Regions from separate parts of the Homo sapiens genome. Here region 1 is linked to region 2. A link is an interaction called in ENCODE POLR2A ChIA-PET data of the cell type or tissue named here. Cell type or tissue: A673. All regions are shown on one strand. Links, peaks and the distances in the headings refer to the core of each region. The heading gives the core; the rest is flanking DNA.

Region 1 (8,319 bases), core at 241-8,240, 310 kb before region 2:
GCTGTGATTACAAGCGTGCGGCACCACGTCTGGCTAATTTTATTTTTTTTGGTATATTTTAGTAGAGACGGGGTTTCACCATGTTGGCCAGACTCGTCTTGAACTCCTGGCCTCGAATGATCTGCCTGCCTCGGCCTTCCAAAATGCTGGGATTACGGGTGTGAATCACGGCTCCCAGCCTTAAACACAATTTGAAAATGGAGGCGACCTGGCACCAGTGCTCACGCCTGTAATCCCAGCACTTTGGGAGGCTGAGGCAGGCAGATCACCTGAGGTCAGGAGTTCAAAATTAGCCTGGCCAACATGGTGAAACCCCGTCTCTACAAAAAATACAAAAATTAGCTGGGCGAAGTGGCAGGTGCCTGTAATCCCAGCTACTTGGGAAGTTGAGGCAGGAGAATTGCTTGAACCCAGGAGGCAGAGGTTGCAATGAGTTGAGGTCGTGCCATTACACTCCAGATTGGGCGACAAGAGAGAAACTCCATCTCAAAAAAAAAAGAAAGGAAAATGGAGGAAAGGGGGAGAGTCACACAACCTAAAGTGATGCGCTTGGATTTTGATATGTTGATAGAGGTTTCATACATACAATTCTGAATCCTTATTTAACTCACTAGTACTTTTTATGCCACAACATGACCCTGGTGACCATGACTTTAATAGCTGCTTAATTTTCTTCCAAGGAAATGTGAACAAAATAATGTCTTCATTTAGAAATATGACTGATGGGGGCTTGGCAGGGATTACTAGGCTCCGGAAGAGGCTGTGTTATCTTCCAGCCCAACTGTCCACATTTAGAAGTGACAACATTCATGAACTAAGTCAACATCCACCAAAAATAACATAAGATAAAGCTCACCGTTTTGGAACATGAAAATGACACACACAGACCTCACCCACCAATCTCTAAGCTGGGACAACAAACGCTTGCATTTAAACTTCTCTAAAATGTCAAATTAGCATATTCTTTCCCTCCATGTAAAGTTTCAATAAACTTGACTCAATCTGCCTTTATTTTAAAAACCTTACAAAAGATGTATTTAAATCCTTGAAAAAATTAACTTTAGGCTGGATGCGATGGCTCAGGCCTGTAATCCCAGCACGTTGGGAGGCCAAGGTGGGCGATCACATGAGGTTAGGTGTTCGAGACCAGCCTGACCAACATGGTGAAACCCTGTCTCTACTAAAAATACAAAATTAGGCAGGCATGGTGGCACATGTCTGTATCCAAGGTACTCAGGAGGCTGAGGCAGGAGAATCACTTGAACCCAGGATGTGGAGGTTGCAGTGAGCCGAGATAGTGCCATTGCACTCCAGCCTGGGCAACAAGTGTGAAACTCTGTCTCAAAAAAAAAGAAAAATTAACTTTATACTGTGTGCACAAATAAATTTCTCTTATACAGCTAAATATGGTTACATACTTTGTTTAAAAAAATTTTTTTTCCACTAATGACACTTCACATGTATTTCTACATAAACTATCTTTCTATTCTTCTGGGAATGTGTCCTAAGAGCTGACAGACGGACGGTTGAAAATACCCTCACACGGCTGGGCACAGTGGCTCAGGCCTGTAATCCCAGCACTTTGGGAAGCCGAGGCAGGTGGATCACCTAAGGTCAGGAGTTTGAGACCAGCCTGGCCCACATGGCAAAAACCCGTCTCTACTAAAAATACAAAAATTAGCCGGGTGTGGTGGCGGGCGCTTGTAATCCCAGCTACCTCGGGAGGCTGAGGCAGGGGAATCGCTTGAACCTTGGAGGTGGAGGTTGCAATGGGCCAAGATGGTGCCACTGCACTCCAGCCTGGGCAACAGAGCAAGACTCCATCAAAAAAAAAAGAGAGAAAGAGAGAGAAGGAAAGAAAGAAAGAGAGAAAGAAAGAAAGAGAAAGAAAGAAAGAAAGAAACAGAAAGAAAGAAAGGAAGGAAGAAAGAAGAAAGAAAGAAAGAAAGAAAGAAAGAAAGAAAGAAAGAAAGGCCTCAACCACCCAGGCTCAAGCAATCCTTTTACCTCAGCCTCGAAAGAAAGAAAGAAGGAAGGCAGGCAGGCAGGCAGGCAGGCAAGCAAGCAAGCAAGCAAGCAAGCCTTGACCTTCCAGGCTCAAGCAATCCTTTCACCTCAGCCTCCCAAGTACCTGGGTTTATAGGTATGAGCCACCTCTCCTGGCCAAGCATATATTTTTTTCTTTTTTTGAGACAGGGTTTCTCACTCTGTTGCCCAGGCTGGAGTACAGTGGCACAATCATAGCTCCCTGCAGCCTCGAATACGATCCACCTGCCCCGGCCTCCCAAAGGGCTGGGATTACACAAATGAGCTACCACATCTGGCCGATATTTTATTTTTATTTATTTATTTGTTTTTGAGACAGAGTCTCACTCTGTTGCCCAGGTTGGAGTGCAGTGGCGTGATCTTGGCTCACTACAACCTCCACCTCCCGGGTTCAAGTGATTCTCCTGCCTCTGCCTCCTGAGTAGCTGGAATTACAGGCACCTGCCGCCATGCCTGGCTCATTTTTGTATTTTAGTAGAGACGGGGTTTCACCATATTGGCTGGGCTTGTCTCGAACTCCTGACCTCAGGTGATCTGCCCACCTTGCCTTCCCAAAGTGCTGGGATTACAGGCGTGAGCCACCACGCCCGGCCCCAGTCTTTTTTTTTTTTTAATTGGGCAGTCCTCTGAATCAGAGTAAGTTCAGAAAGATTCTAGGAAAACCATGATCTTAATGAAAGTATTTAAGTAAAAATTAAAATGAAAATATAAAACTTAGAAGCAATTTAATTGCCCTGTATAGAAAATTGATCAAGGAATTAATCTGGCTTCATGGAGTAACAGTTTACTCCAGGGGAAAGCTTTACTGATGAAAATCTTTCTGTGTGGTATGACTCTTATTAAAAATTTAGCTCTGTGCTGCCACCTGGGCTTTATGGCTGGGGAGATCCAGTGATACTGAAATTATCTCCTGCCAGTACAGATGCTGTATCAGAGCCTCCTGCAAGTCCCAACTGGACTGTGGCCATGCAGAACTCCAGGGTTCTGGGCAGGTCCATGTCCTCTTTTGCAAGTAACTATTTCACTGGGCCCTGACCGAGATGGAACACCTAGTTCATGGGACATCAAGTGACCCTGTGGCCTGAGCTGCCCGTCACCAACTAGGTGTTGTGTATTACACCAACCGAATTAGGAGTAATTAACAAAAATTTTTTTCTTTTGTAGAGACAGGTCTTGCTATGTTGCCCAAGATGGTCTTGAACTCCTGGCCTCAAGCAATCCTCTCACCTCAGCCTCCCAAAGTGCTGGGATTACAGGTGTGGGCCATGGTAACTGGCCAATTTTTTTTTTTTTTTTTAAGAGACAGGTTCTGGCTGGGCATAGTGGCTCACGCCTGTAATCCCAGCACTTTGGGAGGCCGAGCCGGGTGGATCACGAGGTCAGGAGATCAAACCATCCTGGCCAACATGGTAAAACATTGTCTCTACTAAAAATACAAAAATTAGCTGGATGTGGTGGCACACGCCTGTAATCCCAGCTACTCGGGAGGCTGAGGCAGGAGAATCGCTTGAACCTGGGAGGCGGAGGTTGCAGTGAGCCTAGATGATACCATTGCACTCCAGCCTGGGCAACAAGAGTGAAACTCCGTCTCAAAAAAAAAAAAAGAGAGACAGTGTCTCACTCTGTCTCTCAGGCTAGAGGGCACAGCTCACTGCAGCTTTGAAATCCTTGGCTCAAGTGATCCTCCCACCTCAGCCTCCTGAGTAGCTGGAACTACAGGCATGTGTCACCACGCCTGGCTAATTAAAAAAAAAATTTTATAGATGGGGCCTATGTTGCCCATCCTGGTCTTGAACTCCTGGCCTCAAGCAGTCCTCCCACTTCAGCTTCCCAAAGTACTGGGATTCCAGGTGTGAGCCTGGCAATTAGGAGCAATTAACATAGCTCAGAAATAGTGACTGTCTCTGAGACAGGGATACAATGACTTGGCACTTCGTGTTTATTTTGGAGGGAAGGAGAGATTATTTTTGCTTGTAGAAGGGTAGTTGTATCTTGTTCCATGGAGGCATGAAGTTGTTTTTTCACCACGTTTTTTTTTCTTTTTTTCCGAGTCGGAGTTTCGCTCTTGTTGCCCAGGATGGAGCGCAATGGCATGATCTCGGCTTACTGCAACCTCTGTCTCCTGAGTTCAAGCGATTTTCCTGCCTCAGCCTCCAGAGTACCTGGGATTACAGGCACCCGCCACCACGCATAGCTAATTTTTTTTTTTTTTTTTTTTTGAGACGGAGTCTCGCTCTGTCGCCCAGGCTGGAGTGCAGTGGCGCGATCTTGGCTCACTGCAAGCTCCACCTCCCGAGTTCACGCCATTCCCCTGCCTCAGCCTCCCGAGTAGCTGGGACTACAGGTGCCCACCACTACGCCCAGCTAATTTTTTGTATTTTTAGTAGAGACAGGGTTTCACCGTGTTAGCCAGGATGGTCTCCATCTCCTGACCTCGTGATCCACCCGCCTTGGCCTCCCAAAGTGCTGGGATTACAGGCGTGAGCCACCGCGCCCAGCCTAATTCTTTGTATTTTTAGTAGAGACGGGGTTTCATCATGTTGGCCAGGCTGGTCTCAAACTCCTGACCTCAAGTGATCCACCTGCCTTGGCCTCCCAAAGTGCTGGGATTATAGGCATGAGCCACCACACCCAGCATTTTTCACCATCCTATGCAAGTTCAAGTATGTGCAGAAGCATGTACATGTGAGGGGAACCAAACAGGTGGACTGAGCCAGTCACCACATTGTTGTCTCTCAGCCCCAAACCCACCCTCTGAACTCTGCTCCGAGCCACATTTTCCCCCTCCTAGCTCAACCTGGTAGGACAGGCTGAGGGAGACTGCAAGACGAGAGAAAAAAAGGAGGGACGATGTATTTCCTGTTGTGAGCCAAACCACAGAACACTGCTGTGTGCTGGCATAGCTGATTCCAGGAGTGGTGCTGGTTTCTTGGTGGTTTCTCTACCCTCTGAGAGGCAGCAGCTGCCACTGGCCAGCACGTCCTTCTCCATTGGTCCCCTCCTCTTGAATCTCCATTTTATTTTGAGACACAATCTCTGTCACCCAGGTTGGAGTGCAGTGGTGTGATCTCAGCCCACTGCAACCTCCACCTCCCGGGTTCAAGCAATTCTCGTGCCTCAGCCACCCAAGTAGCTGGGATTACAAGCATGTGCCACCATGCCCGGCTAATTTTTGTATTTTTAGTAGAAACAGGGTTTCACCATGTTGGCCAGGCTGGTCTCAAACATCTGACTTCAAGTGATCTGCCTGCCTCGGCCTCCCAAAGTGCTGGGATTACAGGTGTGAGCCACCACACTTGGCCTTATTTTATTTTTAGATTTAATTTTACATAGAGACAGAGTCTCACCACGATGCCCAGGCTGATCTCACACTCCTGGGCTCAAGCAATCCTCCCAGCTTGGGCCTCCCAAAGTGCAGGTGAATCTTTTTTTTTTTTTTTTTTTTTTGAGACTGAGTCTCGCTCTGTCACCAGGTTGGAGTGCAGTGGCGTGATCTCTGCTCATTGCAACCTCTGCCTCCCGGGTTCAAGCCATTCTCCTGCCTCAGCCTCCCGAGTAGAGTAGCTGGGATTACAGGCACCTGCCACCATGCCCAGCTAATTTTTATATTTTTAGTAGAGACGGGGTTTCACCATGTTGGCCAGGATAGTCTAGATCTCCTGACCTCGTGATCCGCTCGCCTCGGCGTCCCAAAGTGCTGGGATTACAGGCGTGAGCCACTGCGCCCAGCCCTTTTATTTTTTTGAGGCGGAGTTTTGCTCTTGTTGCCCAGGCTGGAGTGCAATGGCGTGCTCTCGGCTCACCACAACCTCCACCTCTCAGGTTCAAGTGATTCTCCTGCCTCAGCCTCCCGAGTAGCTGGTCCGGCTAATTTTGTATTTTTTAGTAGAGATGGGGTTTCTCCACGTTAGTCAGGCTGGTTTCGAACTCCTGACCTCAGGTGATCCGCCTGCCTTGGCCTCCCAAAGAGCTGAGATTACAGGTGTGAGCCACCGCGCCCGGCCAAATCTCCACTTTAATAATCCCAATGTCTTCCCACTGTTCTCAGGTCCCAGGAGTGAGGACTGCACCCTGCAATCCCTACATTGTGATGCCTCAGTGTCCACTCCTGCCCTTTCCTTTCTCCACTACCAGTTAACAACTGCTGTGGTCTCAATTGGACCCTGACGGATGCACCCACGCATCCTGTTCACTAAGCTGTATGAGTCCATTTTGTCTCCCTACCTGAAAGTGCTGTCTGGAAGGGACTAACACCTTCTGAGTTTCCCATGCCCCGCCTGATGCTGAAGTGATCAATACTTGTTTGTTGGTTGTCACCAAACGTTCCTCACTCATCCTCTTCCTTGTACCTAGTCACTCACTCTCTTCCAGAAAGACTTGTCCCTTAAAAACCATCTCACGGCCGGGGATGGTGGCTCATGCCTGTAACCCCAGCACTTTGGGGGGCTGAGGCGGGAGGATCACCTGAGGTCGGAGTTCGAGACCAGCCTGGCCAACACAGCAAAATACTGTCTCTACTAAAAATACAAAAATTAGCCAGGCGCGCAGGCAGGCGCCTGTAATCCCAGCTACTCAGGAAGCCGAGGGAGAATTGCTTGAACATGGGAGGCAGAGGTTGCAGTGAGCCGAGATTGCACCACTACACTCTAGCCTGGGTGACAGAGCGAGACTCCATCTCGGGGAAAAAAAAAAAAAAAAAAAATCTCACACTCCTCCCCTTGTCTCTTTCCAGCTCTCTGGTGGGCAGCCCATCCGTCCCACCTTCTGTTTCTCTGCATTCTCTGGGTCTTTTCAGATTCAGTAAAATGAAAGGGAGGAGGGAGAAGGCCCAACACCCCCTTTGGTGGTTTCAGTAGCAGGAGAAAAGGACTTAGTCAGCTGTCCTGGTAGGAAAGGTAGTTAAGTCATCTCCTGAAACCCATGTGAGAACCATCGACAGGAAGTGACAGTGGGAACCAGGAGACTGCAGTAATGGAAAACACACCACAGTTCTTGAGATTCAGAAGTTTCATATCTTTATTCACACAAAAAAAGTCACAGCATTTCAGACTATTCAAACACACAAACAGGAACAGAGGGTGCCCACCAGTGACAGCCTCGTCCCTAAGTCTGGATCAAAGGCCACGCTGGAGGGTGGGGTGTCCTCTCGGGCCTCCTCTCTCAGCATCCCGTGGCTCCCTGCTCCCAGCCTCACTGACATCCCCAAGAGCAGTTACAACTGTGCAGAAACAAAGTCACTTTAGAGGAGGCTGGGCCCCACCTCATTGCCATGGAAAAAGGCCAGATTCTGAGGAAAAGACAGAATCAGTGCTACTGTGTCATCAGTTGGGGGATGCTGGGCACTCCTGGGCCTGGCTGGCATCACCTGCGTCCCAGACCTGGGGCAGAGAAAAAGGCAGGACCCTCCCCACTTGGCAGTACTGGGCAGCAGAGAGTGTGGGTCACTGGTCACGTGACAGCCCCAAACTGCCACGCAGACCTCTCTGATGTGATCAGCCAGACACTCAGAGGGCACAACGCTTTCAAGCAAGAACACCAGCCTGGTTCCTAAAGGGGGTGGGTGAACAACGCTCCCAGAAATCTTAAGAACCCAGAGTCCTGGAGCGCTGGAACAATACAGGTGTCATTGGGTTGCAGCGAGGAGGGAAACTTGGTGAACACCAGCCCTCCGAGAGGGCGGAAATACCACTCCTGTCTATTTCCCAGAGCACGTGCCTGTGCCTTGGGGCTCAAGAGCAGTCTTTTCATGGCGGCAACTATGGAATCTAAGAGGAATGAAGGAAACGGCGCCCTCAGGAGGTGCTCAACATTGGTGTCTGACCCCCAGGCCTCCTTGCTGAACCTGGTGAGAAAGCTGGGGTTGGTCTAGGAGCTCCAGCCCACGCTGATCAGGCATGCCCCAGGAAAGCAGACAGGGACAAGCGCCTCAACGAGACTGGGCACAAGGCCGCAAACCAAGCTGCTTTTCCTCTGTCAGTCTGATGTTACTCATTGGACCTGGCCAAGGAGCGCCTCTTCCAAAGTCCTCCATCCTACCCGGCTCAGAGCAGTCCTTCCCGTGATCACTACTTTCCTTGGCTACATCTAACTTTTTTTTTCTCTGAAAGATACGACTGGATGGATGCCTGTGACTCTTGAAGGGGTGGCTGCTTTTACTGAGGACGGCAGTTCATCTAACACTTTACAGCTGTAAAATGTGGCGCATAGGTGTGTAGACGTTGATGTGTCAGCAGAAACCCCTGTATACCGGGTTCTATGCTATGCTACAGATAC
Region 2 (8,319 bases), core at 52-8,051:
CTGGGTGACAGAGCAGGACTCCATCTCAAAAAAAAGAAAAAGAAAAAGAAAAAAAGAGAAAATAATCCCAACTCCTATTTGCCAATCAGGAAATGAGGGGGGACGAGAAGGCTCAAGGGGTGTGTCCTGGGTATCCCCTCCCCCAGCCAGTGGGAAACCTGGAGGGGTCAGAGGGAGAGAAGACAGGTCTGGGGTCACCTTCACTGGGCTCACTCAGGGTAGGGGTCCCACATGGCTTCAGGGGTGGCTGTTCCATCTCCAGGGACTGGTCAGTGTAGGGCTTCTTCTGAACTCTTAGCTTAAAATTCCTGGTTATCTTTTCCCTGTCCCCAGTCCAGGACACAGCCAGAGATACCTGACTCTCATCTTCTCCTCCCTTTTGACACCCACAGCCTTCCCCGGGCAAGGACAGGCTGCTGGGACACAGGGTCACTCACTGTCCCCTCCCCATCAGCTCACAGTGGTCAGGGTGAAACCCTGGCAGCCGGAGAGGGGGGCATTCCTCCCTATGGAAAGGGTGAGGATGCCATCCTGGAGGGACTGCGGGGAGGGGACTGTCCCCAGGCCTCTCCCTCTTCAGGTCCTTTGGCCAGAGGCTGCAGCCCCTCTAGCCCGAGAGACAGGCAGAAGAGGGAGGAATGTCTGAGGGGGCCAATTACCTGCAGGGTGAAGGGGTGGGGGAAGCAGGGGACAGTATCCCAGGAGCTGAGTGGAATCCAGATTCCAGCTGTGTCTTCCTCGTATCAGATCCCTAGGAGGAAGGCTGGGGCTTCTCTGGGCCTTAGTCTCCCCCTCAGTGGAGAAGGGGATTATCTGAGTTACCTGGTTTCCATGAACTTGGGAGATAAGGGTAAGGCGGTACCCCACCTCCCATGCCCAGAGCCAGCTAGGGACTTCCAGGGGCCATCCCCTCTTCTAGGAGCCTCAGGCCTTGGATTGCGCCAGAAGGGGACAGGGCCTCCCCAGTGGGCCCTTGCAGCTGGCGATGGGAGTCGCAGGACCTTTGTGTGAATCTCCTTTTACACATACAACCTTGAGTCTCCAGGAGGCCCCACCCACTGCAAAGTCCCAAGAGGTTCCACCCTCAGTATGGCCCAGTGAGCACCCCTGCCCGCTCCAGGGAGCCATCTTCCCAGGGAGAAAGTCCAGACCAAGGAGCAGAGCATGCTTAACCCCTCCCTGCCCCGGTGCAGCAGCCCTGCCCTGTTTGGCTCGGGCCTGGGCAGGGGGAGGCGCCAGGCTTGGCAGGGTGATGGTGGGGGATGGGGAGGGCAGGGGCCCAGGGATTGAAGGGGGACCCACTACTCTCTAGAGCCAGCAAGGCTGAGTTTCCAAGACAACCTGAGAGGAGGGAGGGGGAGGCACCGGCCCCCGTCACTGGACTCTGATCTGACCAAGCAAAGGCTGGAGGCCTCCCCGGAGTTAACCCTTTCCTCACATTGACACTGCCCTGAAAGTCTGCTGGTGGGGACAGGACTGGGGGCTTGGGCCTCCTTTGGGGCTGCAGCTTTGGCCGGGAATAAGAAGATCTGTCCATCTCTCTCACCGACCTCATGCCAGCTGACCCCATCACAAGCCGTCCTCAGAAACCCACTGCCACTCCCTACACTAGGCCCCCGCTCCCCCAGCCCACACCTCTGGGCCTCCCATGAAGGAGGAGGAGGGAGCACCCATGCCGGGAAGCTGCCCACCCCTCGCCTGGGACCCAGCAGTCTTAGCCCTGGCTCACATCCCTGACTTGGGGGGCTCCAGCCCCAGGACGGCCAGTGGCCCCACCTGGCTTACCATTCAGGTGCTCCTGAGATGGGATCACTCTGCATTTCTTGAAGAACTCGTCAGTTTCCCTGTCCACCACCAGCAGCTTGGTCTCGTCCCCGCCAGCCCTGATGGCGGACACCACGTCCCCATGCTGCTTCCCCTCCATGCAGACCCCGTTCACCTGCAGGGCAGGGTCGGGGAGGCGTTACGGACACAGGCCTTGGTTCTGGGGCAGGTAAGTGGAGGGGGGTTGGGGGCAGGGGTGACCACCTTGGTTCTCAGCCAGTTTGCAGTTCACAACCTGGGGATACTGACCCCCGCCATTTCTGCAGAGTCCTGAACTAGGCTGGGGGTCCTCCCATTGACAGTCAGCTGGGGAGGCAGGATACATGGGAAGGGCCAACGAAAATATCCAGACGAGACTAAACAAACACAGCTGGGAGAGATGGGATGGGAGCGAGCTGGGAGGCCGGGGTGGGGCCCAGCCTGGGTAAGGACTTGCTGTCCGACTTCCTTCTCTGGGCCTTGGTTTTCTCACGTGTAAAATGAGAAGTCTTGGGAGAGCTGATCTCTAGCTCTAAGGTTCTAAGACTGTGATTCTGGGACCTGCCTGAGCATTTGGTTCACGTTTCCTCTCCCAGGAGCACAGCACCAGAGCCCTGAATGCACGAGTCTAAAAGCCTAACTCGGGGCCGGGTGAGGTGGCTCACGCCTGGAATCCCAGCACTTTGGGAGGCCGAGGCGGGCAGATCACTTGAGGTCAGGAGTTTGAGACCAGCCTGGCCAACATGGTGAAATCCTGTCTCTACTAAAAATGCAAACATTAGCCAGGCGTGGTGGTGGGCACCTGTAATCCCAGCTACTCAGGAGGCTGAGGCAGGAGAATCGCTTGAACCCAGGAGGCGGAGGTTGCAGTGAGCTGGGATTGTGCCACTGCACTCCCCCAGCCTGGGCAACAAAGCGAGACTCCATTTAAAAAAAAAAAAACTAAATAAATAAAGGCCTAACTCAGGAGAGGGGTTTTGTTACTGCCACCCCACTCTGTGTGCCTGGCAGCAGGGAAGCTCTGGAGATGGCCCCAGACATCTCCCTGATCGATGGGTGAATCACAGGCTGCCCACTGTATCTGCTTGGCAAGGAGGAGTCCAGGGGAGTGGAGGTAAGAGAAGAGTCCATCAGTCAGTCCATCTGTCCTTCCGTCTATCCATCCACCACCCTTCCCTCCCTCCCTCCCATCCACCCATCCATCCAGCAGCTCCAGGTTGGCTATGCCCGTGGGCTAATCAAGCCCATGATGGTATGATGGCTGCCCCAGGTGCTGCTGATCTGCAGGGGGTGGGGGCAGTCAGATAGGAAGAGAGCGAGAAGCATCACCTCCACAATGCGATCCTGGGCCCGGAGCCCTGAAGCCTCAGCCGGGGAGTCTGGGTCCACTGACCGGATGAACTGGCCTGGCTTGGACTTGTCGCTGTGCAGGTTGAAGCCATAGCCACTGGGGCCCTTCTTCATGGTACAGAGCCGAGGCCGAAGCTCGCGCTGCAGGGACAGGGGAGGGTCCATGGCTATTCCACAGTGCCCCAGGTTCTGCCTTCCCTGTCCTCTGCCTGTCCCCATCTCCCCAACCAAGGAAGGTTTGGGAGGATGCAAATTTGCCTAGATCCCTACACAGCAATTTGAGAGGGTTCTGGCCCAGGACTCAAAAGACTTGTGTGGATACCCAGCACCGCAGCTAACTGCTTAGGTGATGTGGATAAAACACTGCTCTGTCCAAGCCTCAGTTTCCTCTTCTGCCAAATGAGGGGTAGGACCAGGTTAGCTCTCACATGCCTGTCCCTTCTGACAGTCTAAGGTGAATCACATGCTGTGTTGATCGGGCCTCTATCCCTCCCCATTGGTGGCTCAGTCTGGCCCTCCTGGAGAGGGGGCAGAGTGTGGCACCCGTCAGCCTGGCTGGGGACCTGGGGCATATGACTGAGGACCCCCAGCCCCTTTGTACCCCGTTCTCTGCAGCAGGGGAGGAAGAGGCAGGTGTTTACTGAAAGCTGGTCAGTGTGTTTACAGTAAAGCCTTCCTCCATATACTCGAACTCTCTCTCACCCCCACCAAGCCGAATGGCCCAGCCAAAAGGGAGCCAGAAGGAGCAGATAACCAAAAACTTATTGTTCAGCACAGCAAGGGGACCTGGACAAGACGGGGCCATCCTCAGGCGTTCCAGGACCTCCTCCCCCGACACCGCTGCCCAAGGGCAGAGGTGGCAACGGAAGCACAGAGACCCCAGAAACAGAGGAGCCTGAATGGGGAGGGGACTGGGAAAAGCAGGGCTGGGCTAAAGGGAGCCCAGTGTGGCTGTGGCCTGGAGGGTGTGACCTACTAAAAGGGCACACGCAGATTTCGAGTGCTTGGACTCAGCTGAAAACAGTTTCCAACATGCTTGGTCCAAAGTAAGCAGCTCAGCTTAGAAGCTGCAGGCCTGGACACACAGTATGATGGAGGGAATATGGGTGTAGGCAGCCGAAGCCTGTGCCCAAGGACTACGCCTGAGTCCCTGTCCCTCTCCCCCTCCTCCAGGCCTGGTGCAGGGCCACTGGCTGCTGTCCAGCCTGCTGGCCCTGTGTTATCACTCAGCACATCAGACAATGAGCAGTGGATAGTCAAGGCTCCCAGCCAGGTTCCAGCTCCCCTGTTTAGGAGCTGTGTGACCTGGGGCAGGTCATTTATGGATCATTCTGACTGCCATCTGCCTCCCAGGGTTGCTGAGGCCCAGTGAGGTCATTGACTTAAACACTTTCTAACTGTAAAAAATCCCTGTGCACACCCAGACTTTCCCATTGTTGTGAATACTAATGAATAGTCATAGGAAGCTGGGAGTGAGATTCTGGTGGGGTGGGGGTGTGTGTGCCAGGCTGCTCTGAAACCCAAATCCCCAGCTGGGAGTGGAGAGGGCCGAGAGGGGTGGGAAGGCGCGCCCAGGAGGGCTTATGGGCCTCTGTCCCAACTTGCCAGCCCCAGGAGGCCGCCACCATCTGCAGGAGACTCAATCCCCAGCCTTTCGATCTCTGGGGGTGGCTAGAGGATGACTTTGCATTCCTTTAAAGGCTTGGGCAGGTCTTTCTTGCCTGGGTTTTCATACCCAAATCCAGGCTCGAGGACCCCTCACCCCAACAACAAAGACGGTTAAGTGAGTGGTAAAAACGTGAGTGGCTCACAAAGGCTCAGGAACCCTGAATGAAGCTCCTCTTGCCTTGTTCTCCCTGGCCCACCCCCTGCCTCACTGCAGGGCCCACTCCCAGCTAGTTCGGCTGTCACCTGCCCCAGGCTCACCCCCCGGCACTCCCACAGCCCTGTGGGATCTTGTTCCGGGAGTAAGTGAGGCTCTTCTCCCCTAGAGCTAATCCCTCCACAAAGCTCCCAGCCAGGCCCTCCCCCGGGCCGCCTAGGTGAGCAGAAACAAGTCTGACCAGTCGCCGTCACCAGGACAGGCGCAGCTTTCTGCTTCAGCCAGACACCCTGAGAAAGTGGGGAGGGTGAAATCTCAGGACAGGCAGGGGGCAGCTCTAGTGACCTCCTCCAACCTCCCTCCACCGTCCCTGCGCTCCCAAAAACCTTCCCATAACAACCTGACTGGGGCTTGTCAGCTGTTTTTGAGATGGGGAAACTGAGGCTCAGAGATGTGGAGCCCACTGCCTGACATCACACAGCCAGAACTCCAACCCTGGTCTCTGACTTGGAACCTGTCCTCCTTCCACCACACTGCAGGGTGCTCCTTAAGGATCCAAGTCCAGAATGGGGCAACCCATTGGGAGGTGAGGACCCAACAGGAGTCAGGCAGCAGAGGGCAGACAGGGGCTCTCTCCAGGGCATCGGCTGCAGCCTCTGCTGGAGGTAGGCTGGGAGCTGAAGAAACCACAACCTACCACAGCCTTCCTTCCGGGCGCTCAGGGCCTCTCGCAGCTGGAGCTGCAGCCTGAGCTGGGGGATGAAGCCTGGTGTGGGTGACAGGGCAGGGGCATGGCTGGACTGGGGGCAGGTGGCTCTGGGCGCCCCCCCCGGCTGGCAGGGCAGGGCTGTGCTAGCTGCCTTTGGGATGCCCATCCTCTGGCCCTGGTCTCTGTGCTGTGGGCTTCCCTTACTGATCTTCAGCCCAGTGCCCCTCGCCTAGTGACATATGGTGCCAAAGCTCCAGGGCCTGCTTTGAGCCTTGCTCCGCTCTGCCAGCACCAAGTCGTGCAGTTCAAGGGGAAACAGGGTACCCAGCCTGAGGGGCTCAGGTGCCCTCTGTTTCCTTCCCCTGCACTGGGACCTGCTCCACTGTTCTGTCTAGATGTGGCTCTGTGGCGGCTCCAGGACCTGAGGGGGTGGCTGGACAAGGAGATGGGAAGCCCCCGGTAGACCCCACCAGCATTTAGACAGCTCCGATGCACCTGCAGAGCCTCCTTCCCAAGTCCCTAGAGACTTCCTCCCCTCACATGGGAAGGGGGGTTCCCACTCTTCAAGGGAGACCAGCCTTGTTCCTCCTCACCCCTCCCTAGCAGGAGCCTCCCAGCTGTCTCCAGGAGGTGTCAGTGCCAGTTGCTGAGTCAGCCCATCAAGCCAGCCCATCCCAGCCTGGGTGGAGGCTGGGGCTGGCAGGGGAGTCCCTTGGGGCAGCCCCCCTGGGGATCTGTGGGGCCTGGCCTGTGGTCTCCAGGCCCAGCACTGAGAGGAGAAGATGGGGAGGTGTGGGGTACCTGGCCGAGCTCAGCCACCATTGCTCTTGGACCCTCACCGCCAAGCTGGGGCAGGGCTGGGTTCTGCCTCTGGGGAAAGGGGATAAATGGGAGTGACGTCCAGGCATGTTGGGCTTGGTGTGTGGCCCCCAGGATCTTAGGAGGAGCCAGCTACAGAGGGGTCCGAAGCATGGTGGGAGGAGGAGACTCAAAAGGAACATAGCCCCAGTGAGTTCCGGAGGGCAAAGTGGGACCTCCAGTGACGACGACAGCCTGGGAGACCCAAGTTCAAGACAAAATCAGGATCTGCTCAGAGAGGAGACTGGCAGAGAGCCAGAATCAACAGGAGGGAACATGAGGCCATGCAGCCGATGGGCAGCGCAGCTGGGCCGGGGTGACCCAGGGCTGGACAGGCTGGAGACTCTCACTTTCACAAAATGCTGGCTGGCTTTCCAGAAAAGACCCTGCCCGGAGAGCTGCCCCCACACCCTTCTCCCGGGGCCTCCTCCACCCTCAGGCTTCCTCCCTTCATCTGTCCTTTCCCCCAGGGAGCTTCACCGCGCCCTAAGTGGCCGCCCCATCACCTCCACCCACGCAGTCCAGGGAGCGGATGGCGGGCACGGAATTCAATAGGCGCCACCAGCAGTCACCTGGAAAGCTGGGGAAAGTCGATACCCTAATCCCAGTGACCGTCTCTGGGGAACAGGCCCAGGGCCGCTCCCTGCTCCTCCTTCCTCCCTTCAGGGAAGGCTGTGGGAGCCTGGGGGCCAACGCCCCATTGGGCCCAGCCCCTCCCTGGCTGATGCCATGGTGATGGGCCCTACAGAAACAGCCCAGCCCGCTTCCTTCGAGCCAGCTAGCTCAGGACCCCAGAGGAAAGGGGCTGGAGGAGTAGGAAGACCACTTGGGTGTCCAGGGGAACAACAGAGGTAACCCCACCTCTCAAGACTGCCCCTCCCCCAGCCCAGGGCTCTTGTTTATGCAAAGAAGACCAGTGCCCCATGCCCAATACAGGAAAATCAGCCCCAACAAGAGGATGGAAGGGGGCAGGACGGCGGGGGCAGGAAGGAACCCTGGCTGTTCTCAGGGGCTGGGGTGTGTGTGTCAGGAGTATGTTGGGTGTAAGAGCCATATTTGCTCTGGGAGACAGCTCAGTTTGTTCCCCAGATTCTGGAGACAGGGCTGGGCCTGGTGCCAGCTCTTCAAGGAAGCCAGGATGGAGACAGCTGGCCCTGCCTGGAGTGCTGTGTGACGGGCAGCCTGGGGGCACTGGGAAGTGACCAGGGGCTCCAGGCACTCAGCCAGTGTCCACACCTCTAGGCAGAAGGTGTCTTCTCCTTACCCTAGGTGAGGTACAGGGGGCTTGGCTGTCACTGGCCCCCTGCGTAGTGGCCCTGATGTCACCTCATTTTACTCTATGGGACCCCCTTCCACCCTCCACATCCCTCCAGGTCTGTGCGGGCGGCAGGGGAATGTTGGATGTGTCCATTTTAAAAAAAGTCACTCACTGCTCCTAGCCCTTGATCTCTTCCTTCCTATTTCTCAGTGGGAAGAGCTTTCCCTGGAGTCTGGTAGGGTGGGAACCAGGAGGGAGACACAAACTAAAGTGAGGTCTGCTGGTCTGACAGACACCCCCAGGACTCAGAGGTCTGAAACAGGTTCTCCTTCTGGCTAGTAACCTCTTCTCCCTGTGCCAGCCATGGAGACCCACGGGGGCAAGAGGGGGCAGAGTCTGGCTCAGGTCTCTGCAGGGCTGGGCAAGCCTGGGATGGAGCAGGCTGGTACCTGGGCTGCAGCCCGGCTGGACACCATCCAGGGCTGGCCGCCCCATGCCTTCCCTGCTGCATCCTTCCTC

What was found. ChIA-PET counts read pairs that join two places held together with the same protein. Peaks named below come from ENCODE experiments on the same cell type or tissue, not always from the same donor. Only the 100,000 strongest peaks of a DNase experiment are listed, where the experiment ranks them.
Region 1: POLR2A ChIA-PET joins it to region 2 with 10 read pairs; 5 of 35 experiments call an interaction of 5 or more read pairs at or near these places.

What each region holds. Positions count from the first base shown.
Region 1 is chr17:75,064,606-75,072,924 of GRCh38, reverse strand. KCTD2 (potassium channel tetramerization domain containing 2) reads right to left here. Exons shown (of 6, transcript NM_015353.3): 6 at 7,039-8,319. Among named protein-coding and RNA genes, the nearest start is that of SLC16A5, 19 kb to the left of the region's middle. RefSeq lists an enhancer at 5,024-5,093. In A673, for the core only: a CTCF peak has its summit at 2,945; no DNase peak of the experiment used is centred there.
Region 2 is chr17:74,756,987-74,765,305 of GRCh38, reverse strand. NHERF1 (NHERF family PDZ scaffold protein 1) reads right to left here. Exons shown (of 6, transcript NM_004252.5): 2 at 3,133-3,294; 3 at 1,786-1,939. Among named protein-coding and RNA genes, the nearest start is that of SLC9A3R1-AS1, 11 kb to the right of the region's middle. RefSeq lists enhancers at 1,567-2,318, 4,971-5,718, 5,719-6,465, 6,466-7,213, 7,214-7,960. In A673, for the core only: no CTCF peak of the experiment used is centred there; DNase peaks (open chromatin) are centred at 4,655 and 6,335; H3K4me3 peaks cover 322 bases; H3K27ac peaks cover 4,029 bases.